2 separate regions of the Homo sapiens genome follow, and region 1 is linked to region 2. A link is a loop called in an ENCODE intact Hi-C map of the cell type or tissue named here. Cell type or tissue: Caco-2. All regions are shown on one strand. Links, peaks and the distances in the headings refer to the core of each region. The heading gives the core; the rest is flanking DNA.

Region 1 (8,973 bases), core at 253-8,252, 130 kb after region 2:
CAAGCAGCACTGCCAGGCAAATGACTGACTGTTGGGCTGTTAGAGAGGACACTCAGGCGTTAGATATAAATTGGTCTGGATGACTGCCAAGGTGCTTTCCAACTTTGAGAAGCTGGTATCTATAGTGGAGACATCGTCCTGCTTGGTTTCTTTCTTTCTTTCTTTCTTTCTTTGGACATCCTCCTGCTTGATTTCTTTCTTTGGACATCCTCCTGCTTGGTTTCTTTCTTTCCTTCCTTTCCTTCTTCTTCCTTTCCTTTCTTTCCTTTCTCTCTCTCTCTCTCTCTTCTTTCTTTCCCTTCTTTCCCTTCCTTCGTTCCTTCTTTGAGGCAGGGTCTTGTTCTATTGTCCAGGCTGGAGTGCAGTAGCACAAACATGGCTTGCTGCAGCCTTGACCTCCCGGGCTCAAATGATCCTCCTGCCTCAGTCTCCTGAGTAGCTGGGACCATGGGTATGTGCCAGTATGCCTGGATAATTTTTTTTTGTTTTTTGTTTGTTTTTGTAGAGACAAAGTCTCACTATGTTGCCCAGGTTGGTCTCAAAGTCCTGGGCTCAAGTGATCCTCTCACCTTGGCATCCCAAAGTGCTGGGGTTACAGGTGTGAGCCAATGCACCTAGCCTGTTTTCTTAATTATGAAATAGTTCAAACCTATAGAAAAGCATATCGAGCTTTAATGTTTTGCTAGATTTCTTCCTTCTCTCTCTTTTAATGTTACAGATAACAGCTAAAACCATACCACCACCGTTCCATTCTTTTCCCTTCTTTTCTCCTCACAAGTGGCCACTGGGTTGTTTAGGAACACTTTGTCTGTTAGAGGCTCCTCTGTTGTGAGGTGTTTTGTTTTTACTCTCTGACATTTTCACAGCCATAGCAATTCTGCGTGGTAGTGGTTGTTTTAACATCTCTGATATTAGCAGTAGAGTTAGAAGTAGAAGATTTGAGGGCTTTGCTAGGATTTATCTTGTTAAACTTAGGTCTTAGTAGCTAATTATCATATACATACATGTGTTTTCTAGTCCTGTGACCTGCTAGGCTATGTAACATTGTGAGTTGCAAAGTTCATCCTGCTTAAAGATATTGATTTTAAGACCGAGCATACCATACCTAACCTCTCTTATGGTAGACAGTCCCAGAAGGGACTAGAAGATGATAATCACAATACATTTATTCATGTAAGTGGTGTGTTCCATTTTTCATCCATTTATTAGATGATTGTTTAAAGGGTATGCTCTGTGTCAGTCACTGCAGCAGGCTGCAGGGATACCAGGCAATGAACAACAAAGGCAAAAACTCTGGCTTTAATGAAATTTGTAATCCAATTGTGAGGAGACAAATACATCAAATGGAGAAGAAATATGTTAACTAACTATAAAACAACATAGATGAAAAAGGAGTGTAGATTGGGGGCAGGGTTGCTGTTTTACTGAGAGTAGTCAGTGAAGGCCCCTCTAACATGGGGCCATGTGAGCAGTGGCATGAAGCAAGTGAGAGGCAAGCTGTGGATATCAAGAGAAGAGCAAGCACAGGTCCTGAAGCGGGCGTGTGCTTCACCTGAGGAGAGCTGTGAGGCCAGTGTGGATGGGTGCGGTGACCTGGGACAAGTGGTAGGAGGTGTGATCAGAGGTCTCAACTGCTCCTTAAAACAATCCTGTGGTAGAGCTGAGCAGATGTGATTATACCTATTTTTACACATGAGGAAACTACGGCCCAAATTAAGGTGACTCACTCAAGGTCATACTTGCTAGTTGGTGGCAGGGCCAGGTCTAGCATATCTCCTAGATTCCGGAGCATTGTACTTACCAGGTATGATAAATTTTATTTTAGTTTTTGACAGAGTCTTTCTCTGTTACCCAGGCTAGAGTTCAGTGGTGTCATCAGCTACTACACCACTGAACTTTAGCCTGGGTAGCAGAGCAAGACTGTCAAAAAAAAAAAATTCTCATATCTGGTAAGTACAATGCTCTGGAATCCAGGATACATGCTAGATCTGGCCCTGCCACCAACTAGCCGCCACACCTAGCTGATTTTTTTCTTCTATTTTTTTGTACAGTTGGGGTTTCACCATGTTGCCCAGGCTGGACTTGAACTCTTGGACTCAAGCAATCCACCTGCCTTGCCTTCCTACAGTGCTGGGATTACAGGCACGAACCACCATGCCCCACCTTAACAGTTTTATTTTCTAAAGTGCTAGGACTGAGAAGAACAGACTTTAGTCTTACTTTATAATTGATTCTTTGACCAAATTGCAGTTAATCCCTGGACATTAGTTCCCACATCTGTAAAATAAGGGGAAAATATCTAGGTTGTTGTGAGAACCACAGAGGCTCATGTGGATTGGCTGGTGTGAACTGGAAAGCGCTCCACGCATGACGTGCTGCTGGGGCTGGAGTGCCCCTGTGAAAGGGGTTCTGACTCGCAAACCTAAAGTTTGTAAGTTGACCTTATTCAAGGGCAGGCTTATGTGCCAATGTGTAGCACCTTTGATTCTATAGATGTTCATATTCTGATCTTTCAAGAATGCTGAAGGTAAAGTCAAATGCAGATTCGAACAAATTTAGAAATACGTCAGTGACTCTGTGTCTTCTTTCCTGCTTATCCCTAAAGATAACACAGAAATGTAAATATGGTTTGATGTATTTAGCTGGCACAAATTTTACTACTGTGTATTTTACCTATTTCTATTTTCAGTGCATTTTTCTTTTGTAGTTTCTTCTCTTCTTTAATGTTCTGCCAAATCCCATTAACTTGTCCTTGAGCTGTGTAATCTAGAGTTTAGCTGCTGGTGGGTGATGGGGTTTGCCTGATGTGGAACCTGACCACAAGGAATAACCAGCCTTTTTTGTGAATGCTGCAGCTCAGCCGAGCCTCTGACTGCTTGAGGGCTGTTGGAGCTCCTGAAAGCTGCTGCTAGTCTGGTGTTCCTGGAGCAACACAAGCCTTATGAGGAAATTGGGACAAGTTTCGGTTCTGTTTTGGTCTCAGTTGTAGGGGAAGGACCATTTGTGGAGGAAGACCTGAGAAAGAGCTTTCCAGGCAGATGGGACAAAAAGCACAAAATGTTTGATGCAATTGAGGAACCAAAGAAAGGTCAGCATGTCTAGAGCACAGTGGACGTGGAGAAGAAACAAGATTGAAGGGGTAGTGGGCCCAGACCCTATAAGGCCTTGTCAACAGCCATGATCTGGAGCTTCTATACACATTGTAGTACATGGGAGGCAGTTTTTAAGCAAAGACATGCCATGGTATGTTTTACATTCTGGCTCTTATGAAAGCAAATGGGATCAGCGTGTATACCACTTAGGAGGCTTGTGCAGAGGTCCAGTGGCAATGTGATGGTGTCTTGGGCCAAGTGAAAGCACAGAAGTGGGGACCAGTGTTGTATTCAGGATATATGTAGAGCGCTAAGTAGTGCTAAAAGATAGAGTTGGGTAAGATGGTAAGGAAAATAATGAAATCAAGGATAATTTCTAGGTCTTCAGTGTACCCAGCTGAGTGGTGATACTATTTATTGTAAAGACGAAAGACTTAAGGAGGTGTGGATTAGCAAAGACTAGGAGACAGAGGAGGTAGCAAATCATTGATGCTGTTAGGCCATGTTATCTTGAGAGGCCTGTTACAGACACCCAAATGGGGTCATTGCTTAGGGGTTGCAACCTGGAACTCAGGGAGTTGCTGTGGGCGTGAGATACAGATTTGGGGTTCCTTAGCTTTGAAGTGGTGTTTGAAGTGATGCTCTGGATGGTTAAGATGACCCAGGAAGAAAGTGTAGCCAAGACAGAGACCTGGGATGCTCAACATTTAGCAATCTAAGAGAGGAGGAGGAGCACCTTGCAGAGGAAATGGAAAACAAGGGTTTGGTTAAAAAAAAAAGGAAAAAAAACTTTTAAAAAGAGGAACTAATATCAGTGTCTCTTTCATGGACAGAATGTTATCAACATTGTCCCTTCAAATACAAGTAGAATTCAGTGTAACTACTTGTTATAAGATTTTTTTAAATGCTTATTAAAAGGCTATATATTTTTATTCTTAAGAAATTAAATCTGTGAGTAATCAGCCACAAAAGAAGAAAATAAATTAAAAAGTATGGAAAAGAAGAGAAGCCACATAAAATTCAAAGACTCTCTCATGGCAATTCTGATTTCAAAATGCTAACATGTTGGTGTGTTTTTCCAATCTTTTCTAATACCCATAAGACATTTTTATATAATTGAGGTGATATATAGACAACTGTGTACTTTAATAATGCTCTTTTAATGCTCTTTGCACTGTACATTATAATGGAAGCAATTTCCCCTTTTATAAATTTCTAAATAAAAATTTCATACCTGCATGTATATCCTTTCACTTGTTTATTTTTTATTGACACATAATGACTATATAGATTTCTGGGGTATGTGTTATATTGATGCCTGTGTACAATATGTAATGATTAAATCCGAGTAATTAGGATATGCATCACCTCCAGCATTTATTATTCGTGTTGAGAACATCACAAATTTTTTCTTCTAGCTATTTTGAAATATACATAAATTATTGACATCTATAGTCACCCTATTGTTTATAAAACACTAGAACATATTCCTTCCAACTGTATTTTTGTACTCATAACCAACTCTTATTCTTCTTTATTCCCCTTTTCCCCCTACACTTCCCAGCTTTTGTTAACCACAATTTTACTTTCTACCTCCATGAGATCCACTTTTTTTTAGTTCCCACATACGAATGATAGTACTGTTTGTATATTTCTAAACTTGTTTTTTAAATGCTTCCAAATCTGTATCTTTATTGTTCATTGAGTAGTTTCTGCTTTCTTTGTTTTTCCTCTTAGAGGGCATAGTGAAGTAGACAACTCATCTCCTTGACCTGATATTTTCCTACTACATCAATTTACTATACAGAAAAAGTAAAAAGTCAACTGCCAGCTTAGAAATTTGACTTAGCAATATTGCCGGTAGTGAGGGAACCACTTGATATGGACAACTTGCAATTCAGCACTATCCTTCATTTTCCTTCAGCTTTAAATGAAAATTTGTTATGCATGTCGCATTCTCAGGTTAGATTTCATAACAAAACAATCCTTTAAAATATCTCAGTCAAATGAGTTTAAAAATAACAGTTTTCTTTAAAGGAACATTGCTAAAATATACAGTACTCTGCATTTGAAATTCCCCAAACATAGGAAGCTAAATATATTTTCTGCACACAGATGATCATCATCAATGTCAGTTGAGACAGTGACTATTTCTGGCCTATTGATTGAATTGAACTATATAAAAAATTATTAAAATGGCCTCGTATAAAAGACTTAAGTAAAATGCATGCCATACACCTATCTGAGTTTTAAATTTTTTTGCATTGTAGAATATCATTAATATGTCTTTAACCCTGCATATTTTTAGCCTATAGGGTAAATTTATATGTAAATTGAAAAGTAACACATAATATCATTCATTTTGTAGTAGTAAGGCTTGGATTGAGAAAAAATAGAGAGCATTCTAAGACCCTTTTAAAAAATTAAGGGATGAAAATGATTTTTAAAAAACCTAATTATTTGGATGGGAAACAAATATTTAATCAAGATGCATTGACCTAGGGAAATTAAATCATTAACAAATGATAACAATTAGAGATGTTTGATTGAGTATTCTATGTGTATTCCTGCATGTCTTTTTTTCTACTCAAAGTTTGTACCCTCAGGTTTCTATAACTACTACTTATTACAATGGATAAGATGATTTCTGTGGCCCACAATTTATCTCCCATTATATCTTGACACCATATTCTGTAAAAGATGTGCATGCAGGTGCACAGGTGTGGAAGGGAAAAGTTCTGTGAGCTTCAACTACAAGTACATCCTATCTTGGTCTTACATTGTGTATCCCTGGAAGGTTTTGTTTAGGTAGGAACTGACACATAAAATGTCTTATGTATTCATTTGTTGAAGTAAATGAAAGACAGCATTTTAGAAATGAAGGTGAGTCCAGCTTAGAGAGGATTGTACAATATGCAGAACTGGATCGAGACAACTAACCTCATGGTCCTCTTCCTCCTTTGGCAGTTTTTGCTACATAGGTCACAGAGCCACAGATTGCATGTTATTTTTAGGTCTGAATAGCAGGCTTCCTATAGATTCCCAAGGTTTTCTTTGTTAGACAGGCAGGAATAGGAGAGCAAAGGACCAGAATCTGAGGGTGAAGAGTGCGCAGAAAGACCCAAATTCAACAAACATTTTAAACATCTGCTGCATTCCAGGCACTTTGCAACAACTTTCTCATGTTCCTCCTAAATAACAATATAACACTCCTGTAAGTAGGTATTACAAGCCTATTTTACTGATGAGCAAACTGAAGTTTTGATGATGTACACAACCTGACCTGAGGGTATCTTGTGTAAAGGCCATCCTGAGATTTGAACTGAAGTCTCTTAACATTTAAGACATGATAGGGACTTTGGAATAAACAGCCCAAAAGCATGGATAAGTCTGAATGAATCCTATTTGAGATGGTTCTATCCTGTCCCTCTTCTGGTCTCCAGTGAAAAACTTATACAAACCATGGAAGATTCAAATAAAACAGAATTTTCTATTTGGAAAGGATACCTATATATATGAGAAACTTAGATACAAAGAGATTAAATTATTTACCCAAGGCCACATTGTCACTAGTAGCAAACCCAAGTCCTGAACTCTCATCCTGGGGTCTTTCAACATCCTTTCTAATAACCAATATTTGAATGAGATGGTAATTTTCTAATCAAATCTAATTTTCTCTAATCAAATAGAACTGCTTTGAATGCTGTATTCATCTGCTACGGCTGCCATATCCAGAATACCACAGATTGGATGGCTTAAACAACAGAAATTTTTCTTCCAGTTCTGGAGGCTGGAAGTCCAAGGTCAGGGTGCTGGTGGGGATGATTTCTAGAGGACTTTCTTCCTGGCTTGTAGACTGCTGCCTTTGTGCTGTGTCCTCACATGCCCTTTCCTCTGTGGTCATGCACTCCTGGTATCTTTCCCTCCTCTTACAAGGATATCATTCCTATTGGATTAGGACCCCATCCTTATGGACCTCAATTAATATTACCTTTTTAAAGGCCCTATCTCCAAATGCGGTCACATTGGATGCTAAAGCTTCAAAGGCTGAATTTTTGGGGGGACACACTTTAGTCCAGAACAGATATATAATAGGTATTAGGTTGGCGCAAAAGTAATTGCGGGTTCGCCATTAAAAGTAATATTCTACAAAAAAATAATTTCCTAGAACTATACCCGTTACTTTTAATGGCAGAACCCAGAGTTACTTTTGCACCAACCTAATATATTAGAACATTGGTTCCCTGTCAACGTAGATGGGGTAATTGACTTAACCGCGTAGATATGAAGTTGTGGCTGGATGTATTCACCTATATTATTCACATAAAATCTGTAAAATGACTTTGGGACTGTGCTTGAATTGGAGATGTGGGATTCGGGGAAGATAACTTTACTTCAGTTTCTTACTTGTTTTGGTTCTCATATGAGCGAGTGACAAGGCCACTCACAAGAGCGATGTTCCTGATGCCAAACCTCTGACATCTTTGCCTATACCCTGAAGCCAGCCCTTGAGTTGTGTGACTGAATGTCATCATTCTTGCTCCAAAGGGACTATACCAAAACCTGTCCAGGTTTGGTCAGCCAAACTCTTAAAATGTAGCAAAGAAAATGAAGATTTGGTCAGGATGGGAAGGAGGAGCAGAATCAGAAAGATAAAACTAGTGTATACACGTAGATGCCCTTTCACAAGAACGCTCACTTAATCCCAGCAAATATTCTGTGATGTAAGTAATATCCCTATTTTTATAGATGAGAAAATTGAAACTCAGTACTGTTATGTAATTTGTACAGGTTTTTAACTGGAGTGAATGGTGAAGTTTTGCTTTAAACTGGGTTTTTAAGTTCATATTCTTTTTTATCCATCTGTGTTAGATCCCTAAGTTATAAATAACAAAATATAGCATTATTTTGTAGATTATTTTTTGACAATGGCAAAATGTCACTTGGATATTCTGGCTGTCTCTATGTGAACTGTTAGGCATTTTAAAATGTGGAGTTTCAGTTATGTACCAGTTGTGACTCATCCCACAAATATTTATTAAGAACTTTGTTTAAGGGACTGTTAGGCAGTACTAAAAAAATCAAGATGAACACTGTTCTTAAGTGGCTTACACTATAGAAGAGAGAAAATATAAAGTTAAATACATGTAATGTAAAGCAGTAAGTGACAAGGGCCATCAGAGAGACAATGACCAAGTACTTGGGCAGTTAAAGAAGAGAAGGCTTTTAGACAGGAGCTCAAACACCTAACCATGCCTGTGTGATCTTGATTCTCAGAGTACATCATCCAGCATATGCTCACCACTGTCTCAATGAAACAAACAAACAAACAAACAAAACAGAGAATAATCAAATCAAAAGCAAACACCAAAAATGCGAGCTCTAACAAATCCAGAAATTTCACTGCAAAGCCTCAAGCACATGTGATAATTCAGAGGAATTCAATAAAGAAATCTTGGTTAGTAAAAGATTTTTTAATCCTCTGCTAAATGATCACAAGTTGCTTGTTGTGAGCTACTTCTCTGTGTGATTAGTACTTGTCTTTCATAGATCCACCAGTCTTCAAATGAAGTGTGAAATCTTATTCAAAGATAAATATATTGCAAAATATTTTAAATAACTCATTATAGTCCTTGGTAAAATTCTATGGATCACCTGTTGTATATAGAGATTTAACCCAAGGCCTGCCACTACTCTGGTATTTATACAAAGAGCCATTGGAATGACCTATGAACAGAAAAGTTTTAAATGAAGCAGTATCCCTAGAAACTCTGCTATACCCATCTCATCAACCCCCTTCACTTTAGGAGATATTATGGGGTTTTATTTCTGATTAACTTTCTTACATTTTTCTGTTCTGTTAGGAAATAGGCCTAATTGA
Region 2 (8,973 bases), core at 318-8,317:
TGCTAACATAATACATGGTTCTAAGCACTTTACAAATGTCGCTTCCTTTAATCCTACAACACACTCTCAGAGGTAGGTACTGTTACTTATCTCTATTTTACACTTGAAAAGACTGAGATAGAGAAAGGTGAAGTGACTTCTGTCTAAGGTCCTGCAGTACTATGTAGCAGCCTCAGTAGACTTTTAGCTCTCAAATATTACCCTCTTTTCCTGAGTTGCAGAGAAATGAGAGCAGACATGCCTTTCTACCTTCAATTCTAACCACCTCCCTTGTCCTCTGCCTCCTTTCTGACCACCCCCAAGTTCCAGAATAATGTGACTTGAGTTTGGAAAATAAAGTTACAGGTGTAAAACATGGCTCATTCATATGGCCCCAGGCTGGGAGTGAGGCCATTCACACAGGAGCCATTTAGGTTGAACTGTATGACCTTTGCAAGGCTGTGACCTCTAGCCCTAGGCCTCTGAGTTTGTCAGGTCACCATATGCCCCAGGTCGGTGCCTCTAAACCTTTATGTACGTGTGGTCACCTGGGTATCCTGTTGAGATACAGATTCTGGCTAGGCGCAGTGGCTCAAGCCTGTAATCCTAGCACTTTGGGAGGCCGAGGCAGGCGGATCACTTGAGGGCAATTGTTCAAGACCAGCCTGGCCAACATGGTGAAATCCTGTCTCTACTAAAAATAAAAAAAAATTAGCCGGGCATGGTGGCAGGCGCCTGTAATCCCAGCTACTCGGGAGGCTGAGGCATGAGAATTGCTCGAACCCAGGAGGCAGAGGTTGCAGTGAACTGACATCGCGCCACTGCACTCCAGCCTGGGCAACAGAGCGAGACTCCGTCTCAAAAAAAAAAAAAAAAGGATGCAGATTCTGATTCACTGGGTCTGGGGTGGGTCTTGGGATTCTGCGTTTCTGACAGCATTCCAGGAAATGAAGAGGGCTAATCCTTGGGCCAATGCTGTAGAGGAGCCAAGTCTCCGTGGGTCCAGCCTTAGTGTTCCAAGCACTTTCTTGCTTGAAGAAGGCCTAATTCCTAACCTGGGACCCAGAGAGAGACATAAGATATCCAGAGAGATATGCACCAAGAAACTGCAATTTATACAAAGACAGTCAGAAAGCAGCTGAAGACAGAATGAGAGAGAAACTAAGTAAAAGAAACTTGATGCCTCCAAAATGAAGAGTATGCCTCATTTCCATATGTGAACTGAAAAGCTCTCCACTTTTGAAATAAAGGCTTACTATAGAGCAGCCCTGGTAATAGAACTACAAGACTTATAATAACTTCCTGTTTGAGTTGAAATGAAAACTCATAAAGAATCTATGCTATTAACCCCCTAATTTATACTTTTGTATTCTTTTATGTTGTATTTTGTATTTTATGTTGGACTTCTTTTTTAAAATTTTGTATTTATTTTTAATTGAAAAATAATTGTGTATACTTATTGTTGTACAACATGATGTTTTGATATATGTATATGTTGTAGAATGACTAAATCAAGCTAGTTAACATATGCATTACCTCCTATACTTATCATTTATTTGTGGTGAGAACATTTAAAATCTACTCTGTTAGCAATTTTGAAGTATAGAATACACTATGTCAACTATAATCATGGTGTTGTACAGTAGGTCTAAATGTATTCATTTCTCCTATCTAACTGAAAATTTGTATCTTTTGACCAACATCTCCCTGGTCCCTCCATCTCCTCCCCTGGTAACTACCATTATTTTTTTTTCTTTTTTTTAAAAAAAAGCTTTTAGTTTCGAGGGTACACGTGTAGGTTTGTTATATAGATAAACACAAGTCATGGGACTGTGTTGTACAGATTATTTTGTCGTCCACGTACTAAGCCTAGTGCCCAATAGTTATTTTTTCTGCTCTTCTCCCTCCTCCTACCCTCTGCCATCAAGTTGGCCTAATGTCTATTGTTCCCTTCTTTGTAACAACCACTCTAATCTCTGCTTCTAAGGGTTCCTATGTCTGACTTCTTTCCCTTGATTTTGTGAGATTCATCCACGTTGTGTATGCAGCAGTAGTTTATTTATTTTCATTATTGGATAGTATTCCTTTGTGTGAACATAAATTGCTGATGGCAGATGTTTGAATTGTTTCCAGTTTTTGAGTATTATGAATAATGCTGTTGTGAACATTTATGTGTATGTCTTTTGATGAACATGGGTTTGCTTTTCTGATGGTGGGTGTGTGTCTACAACTGCTGATTTCTAAGATGTGAATATGTTCAGCTTTAGTGAGTACAGCCAGTTCTCCAGTGTGGCTCTTCACACTCCTATCAGGTATGAATAAGAGTTCCATTGTTCCACATTCTTTGCCAACACTTAGTTTGATAAGTCATTTTCATTTTAGCCATTCTGATGTTTGTATGGGGGTCTGTCATTATGATTTTAGCTTGTCTTTCGCTTATCACCATTTGAAGTTTAGTATCTTTCCGTGCCTCTTGTTTATGTTTCAGTTGTGTGTGTGAGTGTGTGTGTGTGTGTTCGTATTTTTAAAAACACAATGAAAGTTCCACAGAACATTGGTAAAAAGTCTTGAAATCTGTAGTCATGGGGGTTACCTGTCACTGATATCTGATTTTATCCTCAAATGTTTCTGGGGAAGGAGGACATGAAGTGGTATATAGAGGTATAAAACCCTTTAGCAAGGAAACTTGCTGAAAAGTTGGAGCCAGCATAGATGGCCCAGGGCAATTGTAAAGTCAGAGACCACTTGAAAGTGTAAAACCATTTGATCTCCAGATGAGTTTGCCTTTTGTAGAAGTCCCTCTGGAAGATAGTAAACCACCTTAAAAAGTATTGCTGAAAACATTTTTTGGAATTGCTCTAAACATACATACTTTTGAATACTTTAGGTGGTTTTAAAATGACCTTTGAGCATGTACAGTGATTTTGGGAAATAGCAAGACTTCTCAGAGCCCAGTCCCACTGGAAGGAAGGACTAATGCCATGGGTGACAGACAAACAAAAAACCCTAAGCATTATTTATAACACTTGCCTGTAAAGGAATGCAACTTCCTTTCTTGAGTGAAGACTGAAGACATTAGCAGGGAGGGAGAAGATGCCATTTGAATGATGTCTTTTAATCTGTTTTGAGTATTATCATTATACAGGTGAAAAGTCAGGTTTAGAGAGCAAAAGAGAACATGATTTAAAAGTCAAACCTTACTGTCTTGCCTTTTCCTTTCCCTACCCTGCCTCTCCTCTGACAAGTGTTGGAGGAATTAACAAAACTCTGTTGCAGCCAGAAAAACAAGTGCTGATAGTGAAGTTCTGGTTTCCATTCCTGTCCTATTTCAGAGTCCCAGGAGCTCTCCGGGCCTCTGTCAAATGGGGCTCTGTGGAGACAGGAGTCCTAGGTGGCCTGTGTCAGGCTTCAGGACACTCCTGTTTCCCAAACCTGGTTCCTGCGGTCCTGCTGATCTTTGGAGCTCTTCAGGGCCTTTCAGGGTCCTGCCACATTCTGCCAGGACTGTCTTACTGTAGGCTTTGCTGTGTCTGCTCCTTTTTCTTCCTGACTGGCAAATAGTTACCCAGAAAATACTTTAAAGATATGCTGATGAATAATGTCACTGTTGGAAATATATTCCGTGTATATTCCGTGTAAAAAGCAGGTCTTTTTCAGGGTGGATACTTACATAAAATCTGACCAGTAGAGGAAGGGTATAGCTGATTTCTTTTTTTTTTTTTTTTTTTTGAGACGGAGTCTTGCTCTGTCGCCCAGGCTGGAGTGCTGTGGCGCCATCTTGGCTCACTGCAAGCTCCGCCTCCTGGGTTCACGCCATTCTCCTACCTCAGCCTCCTGAGTAGCTGGGACTACAGGCGCCTGCCACCACGCCCGGCTAATTTTTTGTATATTTTTAGTAGAGACGGGGTTTCACTCTGTTAGCCAGGATGGTCTCGATCTCCTGACTTCACGATCGGCCCGCCTCAGCCTCCCAGAGTGCTATGATTACAGGCGTGAGCCACCGTGCCGGGCCAGCTGATTTCTTTAATGTTCATTTATTGCTGAACTTAAAATCTCCTATTAGTTTTCCCCAAGACCCAGTGGGTTAATGTTCTTTTGTGTACAGTAAAGACTTTCAGAAATTTTTCCTGAAAGGAATGCCCTGGGCAGGTAGCTTTCAGATAGACAGTGGGGCATTTGGCTGCCCCAAGGGTCCGGAAGAAAGACATATGTGCTTGGCCATCCCAGAGACCTGTTCTCACCCTTTTGGGATCATGGACCCCACCACACTAGCCCTCTTCCACTGACACTGGGAATATTATCTATAAGCTGAGGATGTAGAAAGCTGCAATCCACAACCTGTATTTTTTTTTTTTTTTTTTTTTTTTTTTGATGGAGTCTTGCTCTGTTGCCTAGGCTGGAGTGCAGTGGCACAATCTCGGCTCACTGTAACCTCCGTCTCCCGGGTTCAAGTGTTCTCCCGTCTCAGCCTCCTGAGTAGCTGGGATTATAGGCACACGCCACCATGTCTGGCTACTTTTTGTATTTTTTGTAGAGACGGGGTTTCACCATGTTGTCTGGGCTGGTCTCGAACCCCTGACCTCAGGTGATCCACCCACCTCAGTCTCCCAAAGTGCTGGGATTACAGGCGTGAGCCACCGTGCCCAGCCCACAACCTGTTTTTCTGGCTCAAAGTAGTAGCAAAGAAACCTCTGTGTTTCTCCTGCGACTACATAGAAGAATGCTTTCTTCATTTGGTAGTTTCTTTATTTTTAACACCTATAATCCTGCACAGTCTTGGTTTTTACTGCAGAGTACTTGGCCGTGGGTAACCAGATTGCTAAATTTCCTATACAGATTATAATTTTATTTTGTTCATTTTCACATAGTTTTCCCTGGATAAAATGAGGTAGCTGAGAAAAAAAAAATTCTGAGGACATTTTAATGAAAACTTCCTCTGGTAAGATATTCATTTTTATGCCACATTTAATTCCTGTAAAGAATTCCAGGTGTCACTAAGAAGCAGTTGAACCCAGTGGCTGTGAATATCTGGCGATCTAAACTCATTTTCTTATCAGATTATATTGTCCTATACACCTGTGTAGGTTGTATATGTCAGATCTGGACTTGGCTGGTGGACGTTTGAACTTATTGACTTCCTGCCAAAAGAAAGAAACGTATAAATGGTGCTTTGTACTTTGAATTTCATGGTGTCCTGAGTAAACACAAAATATACATTGTGACAGGAGGAGTAAAGGACCGCCCACATCCTTATTTTTTGAGTGGGTGTAGCTAATGATTAGTTCCTGGATATGTAACTAGGATGTAGGTCAGGTCCCATTGTCATCTGCAGCAGAGGTACAGTAAGCACTGCCTCCCTATAGATGGCTGTGTTATCTCACAGGTACAACTGTCTAAAGTTCTTTCTATGAGAATTTTTTTTTTTTTTTTTTGGAGACAGAGTCTCACTCTTGTCACCCAAGCTGGAGTGCAATGGTGCGATCTTGGCTCACTGCAACATCCGCCTCCTGGGTTCAAGTGATTCTCCTGCCTCACCCTCCCGAGTAGCTGGGATTATAGGTGCACGCCTCCATTCCCAACTAATTTTTGTATTTGTAGTAGAGACGGGGTTTTACCATGTTGGCCAGGCAAGTCTCAAACTCCTGACTTCGGGTGATCTGCCCCCCTTGGCCTCCCAAAGTGCTGGGATTATAGGTGTGAGCCACCACACCCGGCCAAGAAGTTTTCTAAGAAGTTTTTAATAAGCTTCTTGGTTTAGGAATAAGGAGCTCACTTCAGTGAATATCTGAGGCTTCCTCTATGTGATATTGATTAAAATATTAATAGCTGTGCATATGTAGTGTGCTGGACACTGTGCTAAGGACATTTTGTGGATTCTTTCAACTCTTTTAATTAGGTGCCGTTACTAGCCCTGTTTTACAGAGTCAGAAACCAAGGCTCAGAGAAGTTGTCCTTTGGTCCCAGGGTCACACATCCCATCCATGTGACTCCTAAGTTCAGGCTCTTGACCACTGCACTGTGCTGTACTGAGGCAGTGCGTGACTAGAGGGTATGGTCAGAACCTGGGGCCATTCTTGAGAAACTGGATTTCAAAAGAAAGAAGATCAGACGTTAATTAATAAGAAGTGCATCAGTATGAGCGACTGCATTTTAAATATGCTCAGCTTACGTGAGGGATGGGGAAATTGTAGCAGATTTTGAGAAGAAACTGGGTTTTGAAGGAGAGAAATGCCATTGACATTTAAAGGAGGGGAAAGATATTCAGCTTCATGTAAGGATGATGACCTACATCATGGAAAGGCCTCCACAGAGGGATATGGTTCTTGTGTGGGGGTGTTAGGGGTCAAGTTTACCTGGAACAACTCTTTCAGTAGGTTTAGTTGGTTTTTCTTTCAGTAAGTGTTTGGGTATTATTACCGGTACCTCCTTCCCCTACCTTTATCAAAAGCAAACATACAGGGCCAAGCTTCTATGCAGCACCCTACTTCTTTCCTTGTCCGTTTCATGTCCAGGCTTGGAACAGGAGAAAGGACAGACAAAGATATTATAGTTTCTCTCCCCTTCCTCAAATAGATGCTGTGTCATAGTGCTATTTTGGGGTGAAGGGACCCCAGGAAATTCCTGGTTTAAAATCCTGCAGGGCCATATACCTGCATTTTCTCAGGCACTTTTTTCATTTTGTTTTGTGTTAAACTTAGATCTCTGTCTTTTCATTCATTCAGCAAAAGAGTCTACGTGTGTAACCGATTTTCATGGTGAGCAAAATCAGACAAGGTTTCTGCTTTTATAGAATGTTTTTAAAGGAGCTAAACTAATTGCATAAAATGTTACATGACAACTGTTGTAAGTGCTCCAGGGGGGTACATGTTTGAGGGAGTTTGGCCTAGTCAAATAAATTAGGGCAGTTTCCTAAGGAAGTCATGATGAGCTGAGATCTGAAGGATAAGTAGAGTTAAAGAGGGAGGGAGATGGCATTATGGAGGTGATGGAATGTGCAAAGGCCCTGAGGTAGGAAGGACCTTGGTATGAGCAAGGGGCAGAAGCCCTCTATGGCTGGAAGTGGAGGATAATGGGTATGAGAAAGTATTTTCTCAAGAGTCACCAGTGTTCCTAACATGGATTTGAAGTGATTAGATTGACAAGATTCATGTTTTTTGCAATAAAGGAAGTGGATGAATTGATTGTGGAAGTCCAAGAGAAGATACGGTGGACCAGTTTAGAAGTTTTTGCAGTAGTTTAGGAAGAAATGATGATAGTCTGACCAGGGTGGTAAAGATGGAGCGAACCGGGTGGAGGTATGGAGAAATAGAAAGAAGTGATATGACTGGATGTGGTAATGGGTTGAAAGTACAGGGTGAGAAACAGGGAGATGCCAGAGTTGGCTCTTCAGTCTCTAGCTTGCATGACTGTGTGATGGTGGTGTCATTGCATGGACCGTCATGCCTCCCCAGGTAGACTATAGTCAAGATCTTTTTCCAATTGAAGTTTGAATCCTCACAGTATTACTTATAATAGCCACTCATGTACCTTTTGTTTGATGGATTAGAACAGGAGGAGTTTCTTTAGAAAAGTGGTGTGTGTGCTTGGTGGGAAACAGCAGTTAGTGTACCAATGAGTGTGGCTGGGGCAAGAGAAAAGATTCATAGTTGTAGTACAACCCCCAATGCATTTCATCATATAGAGATGTGCCTGCAATTTTCAGGAAGCACTTACAAGTTATTTTGAACTTCTCAGCACTTAGAAATGTGTCTTTTTCCCTTTATGCTAGACTCAACCCTTCTGATCCTCTGTTTATCTATCTGTATGATGAGCCTAGTAACACTAACCTTCTGAGGTGTCTGTGAGGGTTATGTATTTGGTAACTTTGTGAAATGTGAAGGATTTTACATTGATCGAGGGACTCTGTGAAATCTGTTCTTATGTTCTCCTGTTGTCCTCCCCACCACTAGTGGGAGCTGCTGCTCAGAGGGCATAGGCCCTGTGGTGACAGTTGGCTCTTGGTAGGTGAGGCTTCCCCGGACGGGTTGAGTGCTCCTGCTTAGGTAAATGCCTGTGTTTCTTTTTTCCACTCGATCCTTCCATAAAGTGATTGAATCAGTGGATGAGTTTTTGGTTAATGTGACTGAGGACTGGGGGAGAGATGAGTTAAAGATAGGTTAGATCTAGTTTCTTTTTTATTTGAGATTGTTTTACATTTCAGGCCTTGGGGTGCTCAAGTCACAACCCCAGGGCTGAGTGTGGACTGAGGACAAATGTTGTCTTGATCTTGATCCTCTGTGTCGAGCGATGTCGGATGATGGAACTCACCACCAACCTTAAAACCAGAGAGAGGCTAGTTCCAGTGTGGTGATAGTCCTGGGGATCAGTACTGCTGCAGTGCTTTCTCTCTGCAGAATAGAATGCCTTCGCGGTGTTGGAGACCATGCGCAAAGTGGCTGGTCAGTCTGTTTTCCTCCTGTGTGCCTCTGTTGTCTTTATTAAGGTTTTATATTTCAAGCCTCTTTATTTTTTCCATCTCTGTCACTTCAAACTTTCTATCTTCCTGTCTGTATTTCTTTCTGTATTTACCACCATATTTCTTCTGTATTTTCCACTCCCCACCTTCTCTTGGAATTCAGTGATACTATTGTCCATTTCTTCCTTTAGTTGGAAGCAGGGCATTTCTTAGGCTCTTCGTTGGGGTCCAAGAGTGACCTCGGGATATTTCTGCTCTGCTGTGCTGGTCTGTTGTCCTAAGCATGCTGTTGATAAACATGTTACTGTCTTAAAATAACTAGAGATGGTGGGCAATAATAGCATGTGCCAAATTATCTTCATTTGTCCTGTGCATTAGGATATATAGAACTGAGCAAAAAAAAAAAAAAAAATTGCTTGGGAGATACATACAGCCATTCTTCAAAAATATTTATTACCACTCATTTTTATTTTGTAAGTTTGCATTTGCATAAGAATAAAAGTTTACTCTCATGCTAAGACGATTAAAGCCAATTTATT

What was found. Peaks named below come from ENCODE experiments on the same cell type or tissue, not always from the same donor. Only the 100,000 strongest peaks of a DNase experiment are listed, where the experiment ranks them.
Region 1: a loop joins it to region 2, with 3 times the contacts of the local background. A loop is called at or near these places in 5 of 110 quality-filtered maps.

What each region holds. Positions count from the first base shown.
Region 1 is chr14:24,902,690-24,911,662 of GRCh38, reverse strand. All of the region lies in intron 2 of STXBP6 (syntaxin binding protein 6), which reads left to right. Among named protein-coding and RNA genes, the nearest start is that of STXBP6, 140 kb to the left of the region's middle. In Caco-2, for the core only: no CTCF peak of the experiment used is centred there; no DNase peak of the experiment used is centred there.
Region 2 is chr14:25,031,591-25,040,563 of GRCh38, reverse strand. The region is part of intron 1 of STXBP6 (syntaxin binding protein 6); the gene reads left to right. Among named protein-coding and RNA genes, the nearest start is that of STXBP6, 14 kb to the left of the region's middle. In Caco-2, for the core only: a CTCF peak has its summit at 7,940; DNase peaks (open chromatin) are centred at 5,223 and 7,953; H3K4me3 peaks cover 315 bases.